Regions from separate parts of the Homo sapiens genome. Here region 2 is linked to region 1. The links are chromatin loops, found by intact Hi-C in ENCODE. Cell type or tissue: endothelial cell of umbilical vein. All regions are shown on one strand.

Region 1 (8,000 bases):
CTCCTAGCTGGCAAGAAAGACAGTCTCAGAGCAATGTGTCAAGTGCTTAATATAATTTGCTCTTGACATACAAATGAAGCAGTGCCCACAATCTTTAGTAAATTAGAGACTTCTCAATAATGATAGCATCTGATCATGAGATTGAGTTTGACAGTTGAAGAAATAAAGGGAGTAAACAAACACCAGGCAAAAAGAATGGCAAGTACAAACCAAACACATGGGTGAATGAGAGAGCTTTACTGCAGTCTGCAAACCATTTATGCTGAACAAAATGAAGAAAATACAATGCTCTTAAATTTTGTTTGTTTGTTTGTTGAGCTCCTACTATGTGTCAGGTTCCAGGTTATATGAGTCAGCATAGAATGGAAAACAACAATAAGCTCCCTGTTCTTGAGCCAATTTTCAAAGGTGAGGAGATAATTAATAAATGATTAGTAAATAAGTGATCAAGAACTGTAAATGCAAAGAAGAATATAAACATGACCTTGATATAGCAGGATGGGCTACCGTGAGCCTCCTTTTATGGTCAGAGAGGTCCTCCTGAGAAGATGGTGAGAAGGAGATGTTTGATGTAAAATTGGAATGACAAAAAAGAGTCAGCCATGTGAAGATCCAGGTATACAGAACAGCTTCTTTCATATATCAAAAATATTTTTTTCTTAAAATATATGACATATTAACCTTACTTTAAAATATGCAAGAGGAAAAGTGGGAGGATGCAATGGACTGAACATTTGTGTCCCACAAAATTCATGTGTTGAAATCCTAATCCCCAAGGTGATGGTGTTAGGAGGTAGAGCCTTTGGCAAGTGATTAGGCCATGAGGGCAGAGCCCTCATGAATGGGATTAGTGTCCTTATAAAAGAGGCCCAAGAAAGCTCTCTAGTCCCTTCTACCAGGTGAGGACACAGCAGAAACATGCCATCTGTGGGCCAGACAGTGGGCTCTTGCCATACTCCAAATTTGCCAGTGACTTGATTTGGATTTCCCAGCCACCAGAAGGTATAAGAGATGAATTTCTGTTGTTTATAATCTACCCAGTATAGGGTGTTTTTTTGTTATAGCAGCCCAAATGGACTGAAACAGAAGATAAAAAATAGTAAGATCAGCAGTGGTAGAGCAGTAAGACATTGAATGGTTGTTAAAGATAGGTGATGAGTACTTAGGAATCTGTGAGAATTTTCTCTCATTTTATGTACCTTTGAAAATAATAATATTAAAAGTTTTTTTGGTCTCAAATGTTTTCTCCATGAACATACTGTTTCTTCTTGATATATTCCTTATTTATTACACTAATATAAAGAACATTATGATAAATAATTCTTGAAGGGAATTGCATTCCTTATCTACTTCAGCATGACAAATTACCCCAAAGCTTAGAGGCTCAAAACAACAATAAGCATGTATTAGCCCTTACAGTTTATGTGGGTCAATAATTTGTGGTTTTAGCTTGGGAAACACCCTTAAAAAAAACCGTAAAAACTCTTATGAGATTTGAGTTAAGATGTCAGCCAAAACTACAGTTATCGAAACTGGCTTGACTAGGTGAAGGATTTGCATCAAAGGTGGTTGACTCAGAATTGACTAGTTGATGATGTTGGTTGGTGGCAGGAGGCCTTAGCTCCTCCCTGCTGGGTGTCCCCACAGGGTTGCTTGTATGTCCTTAAAATATGGTGTCTGGCTTTTTCTGAAGCAATCCAAGAGAAGGTAGAAACATGGCAGACTTGGAAATCACACACCCTTACCACACATGATTGTATTGGTCATAGATGTCAGCCCCATTCAAGGTGAGAGGGGTCTACATGAGGACATGAATACCAGGAGATGGAGATAATTGGTGGACATATTGAAGGCTAGCTGCCACAGGGAGAAACAGTATATTTGGTATTAAACAAATAATCTTGACATCATGCTCACTGAATTGATGCCCCCTCCCCAAAATAAATCCCTCATTAATTTGTTGTTTTCAACTCATAACTCACACAACTATCTTTAAACCTCTGTATCTATATTTAGTTTGTAGGGTACACACTTATATAATGATGTCTTTCTTCTGATTAGGCACTTAAATTAGCTGTATTTAATGGAATAATGATATTAAATAACTTTGTAAATCAAAAGGTGAAAATATATGCCTAGAATAAATTATCAAGACTTTGTCCAGTATAATGAGTGGTGATTATTTTCCAGTATACTCTTCAATTTATTACTGTAATAATCTTTTAAACCCATTAACAGTCAATTTGCTCTGTGATATTAAAATGTTAGCCACATTATTTGCCTGTTAATGTAGGTTAAATGTTAATTATGCTGTTGTATGGCGGCTAAGATGGTACATCCAGAAATTACACATAATATTGGTTGGTTCTTTGGCCGTCATACACTAATGTGCTTCATTATTATTGTGCTAATTTTAGTAATTTTAGTACAAACTACATAATACTCTGTGTTACTAAAACAGAACTACCCATGATATATTGCTTGCAACCAAACATTAGGCAATTTTGGCCCCATCATTTAGGAGTAGTTTACATGACTAAACAAGTAATGATTCTGTAACTCTCAAACTTGCATTTAGTGTATTTAGAATGAATTGCTTAGTATATTTTAAATATTTGTAGATCAAAATGTAATCCCTTTTAAAACAAATGTAAGTCATGCTTTTTAAGCTAAATGTACATTTAAACTTCATTAGTGTAGTGATTATAAATACAGCTATGATTATTCCTCCAGTTGTACTAATAATAGAATGGCATATCAACCTTCTCCCTGGGTCCAGTTTTATTACTCCTCATTCTACTCTTACAACTATTTTAAAATAATACTTAGCAGTATTTTGAGAAATAGGGTTTGTTTTAGTAAACTATCACTGTGTAACTTGCTGTCACAAACTTAGTGGCTTAAAACCACACTCATTTATTATTTTACATTTCTGTAGGTAAGAAGTTTAGGCTCAGCTACCTTTCTGCAGTAGGTTCACATTCCCGGAATCAAGGTGTTGGCCTTTCTAGAAATTCTACGGATGAATCTGCTTTTTAGCTCATCCAGGTTGTTGCAGGAATTCAGTGTTCTACAGTTGCAGGACTGAGATTCCCATCTTCTTGGTAGCTGTGGGCTGGGGTTAGTTCTCACCTTCTAGTGGCTGCCTGCATTCCTCATCGGATACCCACTTCCTCCATTTTCAAAGCCGGCAAAACGATCAAGTCCTTTTCAATCTTCGAATCTCTCTTAATCCCTTTCTCCTTTGTCCTTTCTCCCTTCTGGCAGAGAAGTTTCTCTCTTCTTAAGGGCCCATGTTATTAGATTGGGCCTACCTGTATAATTCAAGGAAATCTTCTTATTTTAAGGTCAGCTGGTAAGTAACCTTAATTCCAACTGCAGAGTCCCTTCACAGTAGTACCTGAGGGAGTAAATGTGGGAAAGAAATCTCCCAGCGATATCTTTGGAATTCTGCTTTCCACAGTGTTGTTGTTTGATTAGAAATTTAGAGTAATGTAACCTGAGAGAGCCCACTCAGGAGAAGTTCCATTTAAGTTTAGTTCTCAGTGACACAAGGAATCATGGAAAGATCTGGAGAAAACCAGAAAAAGACCATGCTAATTGCAAGTACACCATAAAGCTGTAAGGTTCATATTTGATTTATTCAAAGGTTCATAAAGCAAAATAGATACCACTACTAACCAAAACAATACGAATTAAATACCTCGCGTTCCAGACCTGAAATATTATAATATATATAAATAAATAAGCAGACATCATAATTTGCGCTTCCATGTTCTTAAAACATTTTTGTAGCAATTTTCCCTCTTTCCTTCCCTCTTACCGTATAATTCCCATCAGCATAGGACTATAATGTTTATTTCTGCCAGAAAAAAATAGAAGAATCTATAGTGTGTCATATCTCCCCTTATCTCTCCCTATCTATATTTTCTGCTCATAATTTGTATTTTTTTCTTAAGCCACGTCTAAAATTCAGCTCCTTTTCCCCCAAATATTCTATGCAAACTGCCCTTACGACCCACGGTGACTTTCACATTACTAATTATGATGGCCTTGTTAGAGTATTGATCTAAATAGACCCCAAATTAGGATTTGACACAGATGGTCACACTGTCATCATTGATATACTTTCTTCACTAGGCTTCCAGAACAATCAGCCTTGCATTGTTTTTCTCCTGTCTGCCTGGAAGCTCCTTCTCTCATGTATGTGTTAATTTCACCTTCTTGCCCAAATCCTTTTCTTTAGAGTGCTCCAGCTCAGGGTTTTTAGACCTCATTTTCTATCTTAAAGTACTTTCTAGGTGATCTCATCATTTCTCATGGATTTCACTACCGTCTCTAGCTTTACTCCTAAGAGTTCTACTTTTCTTCCTAAAAACTGCTCCACCCACACTTTTCTGCTCAACTAAGCCCAGGATTTTTGATTTTATACACCTTTTTTTCCTCTAATCCCTTTCCTGTGGTGAGAAAAGCTTTTACCAGACAGGGGTCCTGATCCAGATCCCAAGAGAGGGTTCTTGGATCTTGAGCAAGAACGAATTCAGGGAGAGTCCATACAGTGAAGTGAAAACAAGTTTATTAAGAAAGTAAAGGCTTTTAAAGAACGGCTACTCCACAGACAGGGCAGCCCCAAGGTCAGCTGGTTGCCCATTTTTATGGTTATTTCTTGATTATATGCTAAACAAGGGGTGGATTATTCATCCTCCCCTTTTTAGACCATGTAGGGTAACTTCCTGATGTTGCCACAGCATCTGTAAACTTTCATGGCGCTGGTGCGAGTATAACAGTGAGAACCACCAGAGGTCACTCTCATCACCATCTTGGTTTTGATGGGTTGGGACTGCCTTCTTTACCACAAGCTGTTTTATCAGCAAGGTCCTTCTGACCTTGGGTCGACCTCCTATCTCATCCTGTGACTTAGAATGACTAACTGTATGGGAATACAGCCCGGTAAGTTTCAGCCTTATTTTGCCCAGCTCCTATTCAAGATGGAGTTGCTCTTGTTCACACGCCTCTGACAAAGCTATTTGTTCTATTTTCAGAATATGTCCAGATTGCGTTCATTTCCTTTGCCACTGCCTAAAGTCAAGCAAGCACTATCTGTCACCTGAATTATGGCAAACCCCTCCTAACAAGTCTCCCTAATCCTGCCCTTGCCTTCAGGTATCAGTGCCCACCACAGCTCTGACCTCTCTCCTGTTAGTCTCTCCCCAGGGCTAAGTCCTCATTATCTTCCTTGCTTTTTCTTACAGATGCATCACCTGTTGGCTCTGCTTCATTATCTTTTCCAACAGATATTCATTTGTCTGGCTCTCTCACTTTCTTCACTTCTTCTCCCGAAAAGCTTCTTCTCGGAGAGGCCTTTCTTTACATTGCAATCCCCGCCTGCACCTGAGGTTTTGTATTCCTGTTTCCTGCCTTGCTTCTTCTTCTCACTTACCTAACATCAGCCTAGCCTCTAAATTCTGTGTGAGAAGGTATTTTTGTCTGCTTTTTTCTCACTGCCAGTGCTAGATGAGAGCCTTGAATATAATAGGTGGTCAATAAATAATACTGAGAAAAAAAGAATAAAACATGAAAGTACATTGATAGATGGTATGTTTTGGTGCTGGCTATAACATTTTGAGGTAGATAGTACAGGTATTATTTTCTTTATTTTCCAAATGAAGGCAATTATACATCTTGCCCAGGGTCACAAAACTAGTTAAGTATCAAAGATTAAACCAAAACTCAATTCTCTTGACTCCTAACCCGGTTTCCATTCCACTACAATAGGTGCTAAAAATACAATGTTGTCTGTTCTTGGGAGCTACAGTACAGCATCCCTCAAGAACCTGGAAATAAAGAAATAAGATTGCCTTCTGAGAGTCACACTATGAAATCGACGTGTAATGAGTCACTTACCTTAAAGAGCTAGAAATGCTTTTAAGCCAAAGGGACCATTACTGATTAAATGGTTTAACATTTCCAAAGAAAGAACATTTTAATAAGAAAAGGCAGACATAGAGGCACTTCAAGAGGATACTCCAAAGCGAAAGTTGGGCACGTGAATCCTAGGGGCTGGAGTCTAAGCCAGTGAATTATGAGAATTCCAGAACTTCCTGGGTTCACAGATACATCAGACTCTGTTAGTTAATGACAATAAACATTGGATTCATCTGACCAACTCACTTTTTTTCAGAGAGGCCTTTCTTTGTCACCCCACTTTATATTGCAATCGTGATCACAAAACAGCCTTATGATTAATAATTAATTTTCCATGCAGCTCTGCCTGTCTATAGAAGAAAAATCCCTTCTAATATGTACTTCCAGCAGTCTGGTCCCGATGTTAGTTATTTCTTATTGAAAGTTAGTTGACCTTCTGATTGCAGTATGGCTTTTGTAAAGCTTACTTTTGGAAGAAAAGACATCCTGATTTCACTGACACCTGTACGTCCCTGCGATTGGTACATTAAAAAAAAATATATATATGTACACACACACATTCATATATATATAATATATATATATACATATGCCGTGTGCAGTGGCTCATGCCTGTAATCTCAGCACTTTGGGAGACTGAGGCAGGAGGATCGCTTGAGCCCAGGAGTTCAAGACCAGCCTGGGCAACATAGCTATTAACCCAGGTAATTTTGGGAGGCTGAGGTGGGAGGATTGCTTGAGCCCAGGAGGTTGAGGCTGCAGTGAGCCGTGATAGTGTCTCTGCACTCCAGCTTGGGTGACAATGTGGGACCCTGTCTTGAAGTAAATATACACTGAATTGTGATTTTATGTATCAATCTCCCTTACTTGGTTAATTGAATGTGAGTCTCTTCTGCACCTCCCTCACTTCCACTGAATATGGAGATGCTCTTAACATTTCAGTGTGAAACAAAATCAACCACTCCAGAACTTCCTAGTATCATTCTGTACTCGAAGTGCTGCACAAAAGCAGGCTCTGAAGGAGGCTCCTAAATTAGAGACGAAGGACAGACTTTTTTTTCTTGTATAGAGTCTTAACAGAAGGTGTCAGGTGAAATTCAGCATTTTAGGGAATAGTGGGTCAAGGATAATTCTGGGTTTTCATAGAAGGAAGGAATCCTCTTGCAGAGTAGCTGCCATTGTTTTGGCAACTTAGATTTTTATCAAGAGGCAATGGGAGGGGCACTTGTCGTTAAGGTCACTTGCAAGAGGAAGCCCAGAGGAACAGCTACACGGAACTGGACACAAGAGAGGCCCAGAAGAGGAGTCTCAGTCTTTGGTTGTCTCTCAACAGAAGCAAATTAGGTTTCTAAATCAGCCAGCCAGAGAACTAAACACACACTTGGTGGCTTTCTGATTTATCAAGCACAGCTGGTCACAAATTATTTTTAATGCTTGCATGTATGCATTTCTATATGTGTCAATAAGTTATGCTTTGGTGGTTTCTCCCTTTTAAAGTCTTGAATAATAGTTAACAAAGCACTCAGGGAAAATATTTTATTTCTAGCAAGAAAGCTTCCTTCCTTCCTATTTGTTTGTTTTACTCCTGACTTGTCTTTTTAAATTATTTCACCTTGGAAGATAAATCTTAGGGAAGTTTATTGTGACAACCTCAAAATTCTGTTGTACTATAGTCAGATCTCGAATAAATAATTAATTTTAGGGAAAAAAAAGAGCGACATAAACATATCAAAACATACTGGCATTGTGATGGCATAAGAACACCTGAATTTAAGTCTGAGAGTTAACAATTCCTCTTTAACATCAAGATATCACTCAGTTACCACAGAAATGAAAAATGAGCCATTGAAGGTGAATAGACAATGAGTGGCATGACTTTTATGTTGGGCAGGAAACAAATTATGATGGCAGGTGAAGATATTGATCATGAGAATGAGAAAGGGTAGCTCCAAGCCCAGGAACTGGGATCGGCAAAAATGAAGGAAAAAACTGAGATAAAGGGTTCCTTGGTTGAGAATCGTAAGGTGCCTCACTACAGTCACCAGGTATATTTTCCCTTAACAAAGTGGCAGAGT
Region 2 (8,000 bases), 860 kb after region 1:
AATTGGCTTGATTTTGGTAATCACTTCACAATATATATGTACATCAAGACATCACAACGTGCAACTTGAATATATACTATTTTTATTTACCAATTGTATCTCAATAAAGCTGGGGGCAGGGGGAAAGACTTGAGGACCATAAGCCACTACCTAAAGCTATATAGAATCCACCTCTAAATCCAGCCACCTGCTCAGTACCCAGAACCTTCCTCAAAAAGCACGCTAAACCAGTATCTGCTCCCCACCCAAACTAGTAATGATTTTAAAGATCTTCTTTCTCAGAACCACTCTCAGTATCAAGATCTGGATTAATCAGGGTTCACCAGGGAAACAAAAACATGAAAATGTTTACTCATTTATTTATTTTATCTATTTATTATAATAAACTGGGTCATATGATTATGGAGGCTGGCAAGTCCCAATATCTGCAGAATGAGTCCATAAGCTGGAGATCCAGTAGAGCCCGCGGTTTAGCTCTAGTTTGAATTCAAAGACCTGGGAAACAGGAGAGCAAATTCCAAGCTGAAGGGTGGCAGATTCGAGACCCAGGAAAAGCCAATGTTTCAATTTGATTCTGAAGACAAGAAAAAAGCTGATGTATCAGTTCAAAGGCAGACAGACGAAATAATTATCTCTCACTTTGGTCAGTTTCTGTTTGTTTGTTTTATTCAATTCTTCAATTGATTGGATGAGGCCCACCAAATCATAAAGAGCAATGTTTGACTCAGTCTAATCATTTAAATGTTAATGTCATCCAGAAACACCCTCATTGAAACACCCAGAATAAAGTCTAACTAAATATCTTGGCACTCTGTGGCCCAGTTGAGTTAACACATAATATCACCACAGAGGTTAAGATTGTGAATAGTAGAGGCAGAATTTGAAACTGGGTGCTCTGAGTCAAGAACTTTGGCTTACAAACACTAGCAAATATTGATATATATATACTTCAGCGAAAAAGGAAAGTTATGTCTTAGGTGAAGTATAAATAACCCTGAAAGGAGGCTCTGATACAAATTACCATCACCACGGATTTTCCATTTTTGCTTAAATTTCCCAACACTCATAAACACCAAAGAAATTTCTTAAGACTTGTTTTTTTGGTAACCAGTTTATTCTGTTGGAAAGTTGGGAGGATGAAGTCAAAGTTTCTTCCAAAAGCTTCAAGTCTTCAGTGATTAGAATGTCGATAATATCAGTTTAAGAATAAGAATTTTGATGGAAGAATTTAACTTGGGGTTCTAGTGAGATATGCATATGGAAATATCAAAGAGTGACCAGTCCACAATTCAACTGAAAGATTAGAACAAGGTATATAAACCTGTAATGGTGGGGTCTCCTTTTTCTTTATTTTATATATATATGTATATTTACATATACATATATATGTATATATTATTAAAGCATTATATATATATATATGCTATACTGAGATATATTTCAGATGCCATACAATTCAACCATTTGAAGTGTACAAGTCAATGGTTTTCAGTGTATTCACAGAGTTATGCCACGGTCTCCACAGTCAACTTTAGAATATTTTCATTATCTGAAAAAGAAACCTGGGTCCAATAGCAGTCATTTCCCCTTTCCACCCAACCCCCCAGGCATGGGGAACCACCAATTTACTCTGTCTTCAAAGATTTGGCCTACTATGGAGAGAAAATACCATGAAGATAATATCCATAGTGAAAGAAGAGCTGCAAGGAGGCTTCCAGGAAATACAGGGGAGCTTAACATATCTCTTATGAAACATCTAAAGGACAAGAAATGCACTCACTGTTTGGAGATGGAAACAGAAATGTGCCATTGAATTGGGATCATCCTGTTTGCCCAAAGTGTATTAGAACAAGATATGCATAAATGTTTCTCACACACCAAATGTGTCCCATGAATGAGAGAGTTTGGCTGAGGACATTGAGTCTGCTCTAATAGGCCACTTAGGGAGCAGATGGACCTACAACTACAAGGCCTAGAAGGGACCCCTGGGACAGGGGAGCAGTTACAAGTAACCAATAGATATACATCCATTCTTCACCTGAGGTCAGGAGTTTGAGACCAGCCTGACCAACATGGCAAAACCCCATCTCTACTAAGAATACAAAAATTAGCTGGGTGTGGTGGTACATGCCTGTAATCCCAGCTACTTGGGAGGCCGAGGCAGGATAATTGCTTGAACCTGGGAGGCGGAGGTTGCAGTGAGCTGATATCGCGCCACTGCACTCCAGCTTGGGTGACAAAGCAAGACTCCATCTCAAAACAAACAAACAACGAAAAGAAGATATGCATCCATTCTTGTTAAATGAACTACAGAAGAGAGAGCCCAGCAAGAGATCTTTAAGGAATCCTCAGAAGTTCCTTGTCAAGAAAGTGGTAAACGCAGTCCTGCCTCATGACCCATCTATCTTTTCTTCTAACAGAGAAAACAATCAGAGCTTTCCAGCTCGGTGAAACCCAGAAGGGCCTGCTAGATGGGACAGAAAGTAGGAGTAACTATACAATCTCGATATATACCCAGGGGAAAAAACCTTCCTGGTACAATACGAGTGAGCATAAGATAGTTTTACATAAGAGCAGCGTGGTTCTCTGACTTTTCCTCCAAGCTTCACAGATCCAAGAGGAAGTTTGCTCACTGAAAGCAGTTTGGGCATATTCAGGCATCTCTACAATAATTTTCAAGGATACAATGTCATTCTCTCTCAATTTGCCCTTAGCAGATGCACACTTCACAGTATCTCTTTGATGGTTTCCTTGCATTTCCCTGTAAGACGGTGATAAAACACATTCCTTAGATAATGATAGGAAGACAAAAATTGAGCCATGCATGTAAATGGTTTTACTCTTTATAAGTAAAAATTATGTTTTTGTTTTATTATTTTTGCCATTATTCTCTTCTCAGTACTACTATAAAAAAAACACTGTGGTGGTTAAAAATAGTCTGTTTAATCAAATTACCTAAGGTAGAATCCTGGCTCCATCTTTCAGTAACCATTGCATGGGGACAAGTAATTTTATCTCTCTTAGCCTCTTTTCTTTCATCCATAGAGTAAGAATGATAATACAATATTTCTTGCAGAGTTTTGGTAAAAATTCAGTGAGCTACAACAGAAAAAACATTCAGTAAATGTTAACCAGTTATTGAAACTTTAGTATGCATAGAGGCTGCTGCATCACAGCCGGGGATTCTCTACTCTGGGTCCATGAAGCCTGGCTGGAGGGGCAAACAGAAAAAGCCACCAGCCAAGATCATGTGTAACTAGTGCCCTCTTGGGATCAAAGAAAAGAATCAAAATTACTGAGGAATTTGGAAAAGGAAGAGGCATGACGTGGGAACGCTAATCCCATAAGAGCTATTAATCATGGACCCCACTCAGGGACCAGGATGCTATGGCAGCCAGTGAGTCAGTTGAATGAAGCTGAAAGTTATTTTTTGGTCTAAGAAAATAAATCGTCTGAATAGGGTCTCAATGTGGTTTTCACAAGGGTGGGGAAAGTTGATTTGGATTGTATGACGAAAAGAAAACAAAATTTACAACCACAAAACAGAGTACAAAGATTCCAAAACTGGCAAGAGGAAACCAAGAATTTTGTAAATAGTTCATAATTCAGTTTCATTCACATCTTCAATCCAGCAGGATCTATGACTGAGATCAAGTTCCTCTCTCTCTCTCTTCCTTTTGATTTACTACTGTTTTTCCCTTTAGATCCATTCATCTTTTATTCTAAATAGAATATCCATGATTGATTAGGTTACTACTGGGCACTTTCTGTTTAAGAGCTGATGGGAATTTTCAGTGTACTAATAATTTGATATGACGTTCAAGTTATTTTATTCTTACTGCATTATTTTATTTAACCAAAGCTTAGTAAACTCTGTTGTAAGTTTGTTTTAAAAAGAAAAGAAAAAATAAAAATATTTTCTCATTACTTTGCCTTTTCAGTGTCCACTATATTAAATTACTTTCTTCTAAATTGTATTGCATTTTCCCTACAGGAATTGACGGCTGTCTAATGGATTTATGCAGTGTTTATATAAGGTAAAGAACACTTCAGTAAAAAATTGATTCAATGTATGTGCACTGTAATTGTAGTAATGTAACTTGACAGGATGAAGTTGCTTTTTTTTTTTTTAAGTCTGTTTTATAAAGGCATTCTTGGAATTTTCTGGCTTTTCTCTTTGCAAAATGGTCTTCTTTTGTGGCTTGACTGTACACAAAGCAAAGAAAGCATAGGAGAATATATGTCTCTCTCTCTATATGTATATATATATATATCTATATATAGAGATACAGACATACGTATGTGTATCTATATATTTAAAATTGAAGAAATTATCAAAATTCCTTATTTGAAAATTACAATAAAATTACTATAAAACATTTCACTTCAGATACTTCATGCTGATCATAAATGAGGGGCATGGATTTAGAAGGTAAAAATATATGGAGAAAAAAATTTCAGGAGTATACGACTTGTTTCCATGCTTTCTGCAGGAACTGTAAATTTCTCCTTCTTCTCAATATCCACTTAAGTTCACCTCTTTTTCCATTACATAATTAGCCAAATCAAATAGAAATACAACTTTGCAATCTTTTCATATTAGGATGCTACATTATTAATTAAAATAAGTACACAGAGCCCAATGGTGGATAATTGCTCCTAATCAATATATGTTATGGGATCATAATCTCTATTTTGAGGTCATGATTAATAATCTAAAAGTTGGATGTTGAATTTGTTTAGCTATCCATTATGATTTGACTTTGAAGCTGTTATAAAATTTTTTATTTGGCCAGCCAGAGTTGTCATTAGGACTCCTCACCTCCACTCCTGGCCCCACTCCCATTTCGAGGCCTTCAAGGTCCATAGTCAAAGACAACATAGGTAGCCCCTTTCTGACACAACTATGATAGCCAGGAGCTTCCCTACTGCTACGTTTGCCTCCTGCTGTGAACTAATTCACAATATTGTACTTCTCGTCAAATGACAACTCATGAACCATCACTTTTATAAGAGCCTAACAACTTCAGCTAACTACTTCTCTGCACAAACATGACAACTTCTGTCTCATCCTTCCATTTCACCTTTCCCTTTCTATAATTGTAGGTTTTATAATTAGCCATATGTGTCCCTTCCTTGTCATTAGATTGTGAATCCACTTAGATAGGGACCATATTATCTTTCATTCTACACACCAAATGCATAGTTAAGGTGAATACTACAGATAATGACAGAGAGCCAACAGGCTGATGTGAGCAAATTTGAAATAGGAGCTTAAAATATGATGACTTTTTTTATTCTAAAAGTCTGCCATAAAAGCATAAAGAGACTTCAAACCTGAAAAAGAGTATACTAAAACTAGGAAGCAAAGTGTCAGAAAAGAAATACTATAAACACAGGACACCGACCCAAGGCCACCTGACCTGTGAATTCACTTCTCATGTTCCTCTCTCTCTCCCCTTGGTGTGAACATTTGGCCCTCTACTGAACTCGTTAACCCAGTTGCTATGGTTTCGAAGTTTGTGTCTCCACAAAGTTAGTATGTTGGAACCTAAGACCCAATGTGACAGAATTAGAAGGTGGGGCCTGGCTGGGCACAGTGGCTCGCTCCTGTAATCCCAGCACTTTGGGAGGCCAAGGCGGGTGGATCACCTGAGGTCAGGAGTTAGAGACCAGCCTGGCCAACATGGTGAAACCCCGTCTCTAATAAAAACACAAAAATTAGCCAGGTGTGGTGGTGCATGCCTGTAATTCCAGCTACTCGGGAGGCTGAGGTAGGAGAATTGCTCGAACCTGGGAGGCGGAGGTTGCAGTGAGCCAAGATAGCACCACTGCACTCCAGCCTGGGTGGCAGAGTAAAACTCTGTCTCAGAAAAAAAAAAAAAATAGGAGGTAGAGCCTTTAAGAGGTGATTAAGTCATGAAGCTTCCACCCTCATAAATAGCAACCACCTTAGAAACGTCTGGAAGGAGCTAGCTGGGCCTCCTATGTCGTTCTGCCTTCCACCATGTGAGGATACAACACTTGCCCTTTTGGCCACATGAGGATGTAGCAAGAAGGCCTTCACCAGACGTCAAATGCCAACACTTTGACCTTAGACCTCCCAGCCTCCAGAACTGTAAGAAATAAATTTCTGTCGTTTACAAACTATCCAGTTTCAGATATTTTGTTAAAACAGCACAAACAAAGACACCACTCCTTCCTATAAACCACTTTTTCTACATGCCTATTATGTGCCAGCCACCTTCCACCAAATTTCAGACTGTCCACTTGATTTATATCCTGTGGTTTGTGGAGTCTTTTTCCTAATAATTTCACTACTCCTGCTTTTGAAAAACATTCTACATACCTATGAATATACATGTTACCTCATTTGGTAAGAAAAACATCTCAATAGTAAACACATTGAGGAAAGTTCCTCCAAAACTTGCTGCACATTTGTAAAGTTTAGATGACCAGGTAAAGAACTGGGATTAAAACAAGAAACTAACATCTTTTTTGGGTGAAGGAGGTAAAACTAGGGGCAAATGACACAGTCAGGTATGTAAAGCAGGAATGCCAAGCCAAACTCATCAATATTAAAACAAACAAGGAGGAACTCTAGACCAGATGTGTAAACTGAATCAGAGCAGACCCTGTGATGCAAGTAAATTTAGAGAACGAATGGCCTTTGGAATTAATAACCACTGGTGTGTATATGGAACTATAACTACCTGATAATGTAGAGACCAAATTACCTTGGGAATCTAATAACCTTGGGTGTATCCACATGATTATATCCACCTGACTGTATGCTTAAAATCACTGTTTTCCATGAGTTTCTGACACTCCCCAAGTGGCATTTAATACACAGACATATCTTTTGCAATTTTCAGAAACCGATGATATTTATTACATGGAGAGACAGCAGATACCTTGAAGGTGAAGACTATGATTCATTTTTCTTTAAGAGGCAATAGAGCAGGATGGTTAACAGCAAGGGTTCAAGCACTGGTGTGCTGAAGCCATTCACTCTGGTCCCAAGACTACACTGATAAATATTTAAAAATTTTATGACCCAGTTGTTAAACCTCTATTGATAGCTTGAAATCTGCTATGGTAGGAGTGTCTAAACAACGAAAACAGCAAACACTACAAACAAACACTTGTCTTAGCCCATTTACCAGCACAGTATTGGATGATTTGGGACCCAGCTAAACCACATATTGTGGGGAAATTATGTAATTAATTGTGAAGAAATTATTTAAGCCATCTGGGCCTCAGTTTCCTCAAATGAAAAATAATGGTAAAACCTGTTTCAGAGTGTTATTGGGGAAATACCCAAATTGAGTGTTCTGTTTCCTGCCAAGACCTTTGACTCACATATTTCTACAAGTTTCTGCTATTCCTTCAAAATACATTTATTTCATTTGGAGGCAATATCCTTTACCTAATTGATTACATTGATAATGACAGTATTTCAAATATGAACAACACTTTGAGGGGGTAATTATACCTCTCTAACAACTTTCAAATCATAGTCCATAACTATCTGTCTACACAGGACAAACTTAAATTTGGGTATCATAACATTGAAAAGGCTAATATAACATTTTGTTAGATAGCAATGCCTACAAAATATAATTACAGTGGCATAGAACATATTAAACACCACAGTTGAACTAAATATCTGCTTATATTTGAAATGAGATAAATATGAATGGAAATTTGAGTGCCATCTTCGTGAAGCTTGGGAAAGTGGAAAGCTTGTGAGATTGGAATCAGAAGACTTCAGGTTTGGTTTTAGCTTAATGCTATATATTGTGACTTGTGGATAAATCATTCAACCTTAACTTTTAAGCACATATCTGAAGGCCAGAAATCCAAATATCTGTTATATTTACATGCAAGCTTATCCTGAAGATTGAATTAGATAATATCTTTATAATCATTTTATAAGATGTAAATAAATGTAAAAAAAGGTTTGTTATACCTTAGCAGTTAGACTACTACCACTAATA

The links. Hi-C counts contacts between places; a loop is a spot of excess contacts. Peaks named below come from ENCODE experiments on the same cell type or tissue, not always from the same donor. Only the 100,000 strongest peaks of a DNase experiment are listed, where the experiment ranks them.
Region 2: a loop joins it to region 1, with 23 times the contacts of the local background. A loop is called at or near these places in 5 of 110 quality-filtered maps.

The regions. Positions count from the first base shown.
Region 1 is chr3:77,343,612-77,351,611 of GRCh38, forward strand. All of the region lies in intron 2 of ROBO2 (roundabout guidance receptor 2), which reads left to right. Among named protein-coding and RNA genes, the nearest start is that of ROBO2, 310 kb to the left of the region's middle. In endothelial cell of umbilical vein, a CTCF peak has its summit at 4,796 (motif pointing right); no DNase peak of the experiment used is centred here.
Region 2 is chr3:78,201,841-78,209,840 of GRCh38, forward strand. No RefSeq gene overlaps it. Among named protein-coding and RNA genes, the nearest start is that of LINC02077, 160 kb to the left of the region's middle. In endothelial cell of umbilical vein, a CTCF peak has its summit at 3,284 (motif pointing left); a DNase peak (open chromatin) is centred at 3,331; H3K27ac peaks cover 782 bases.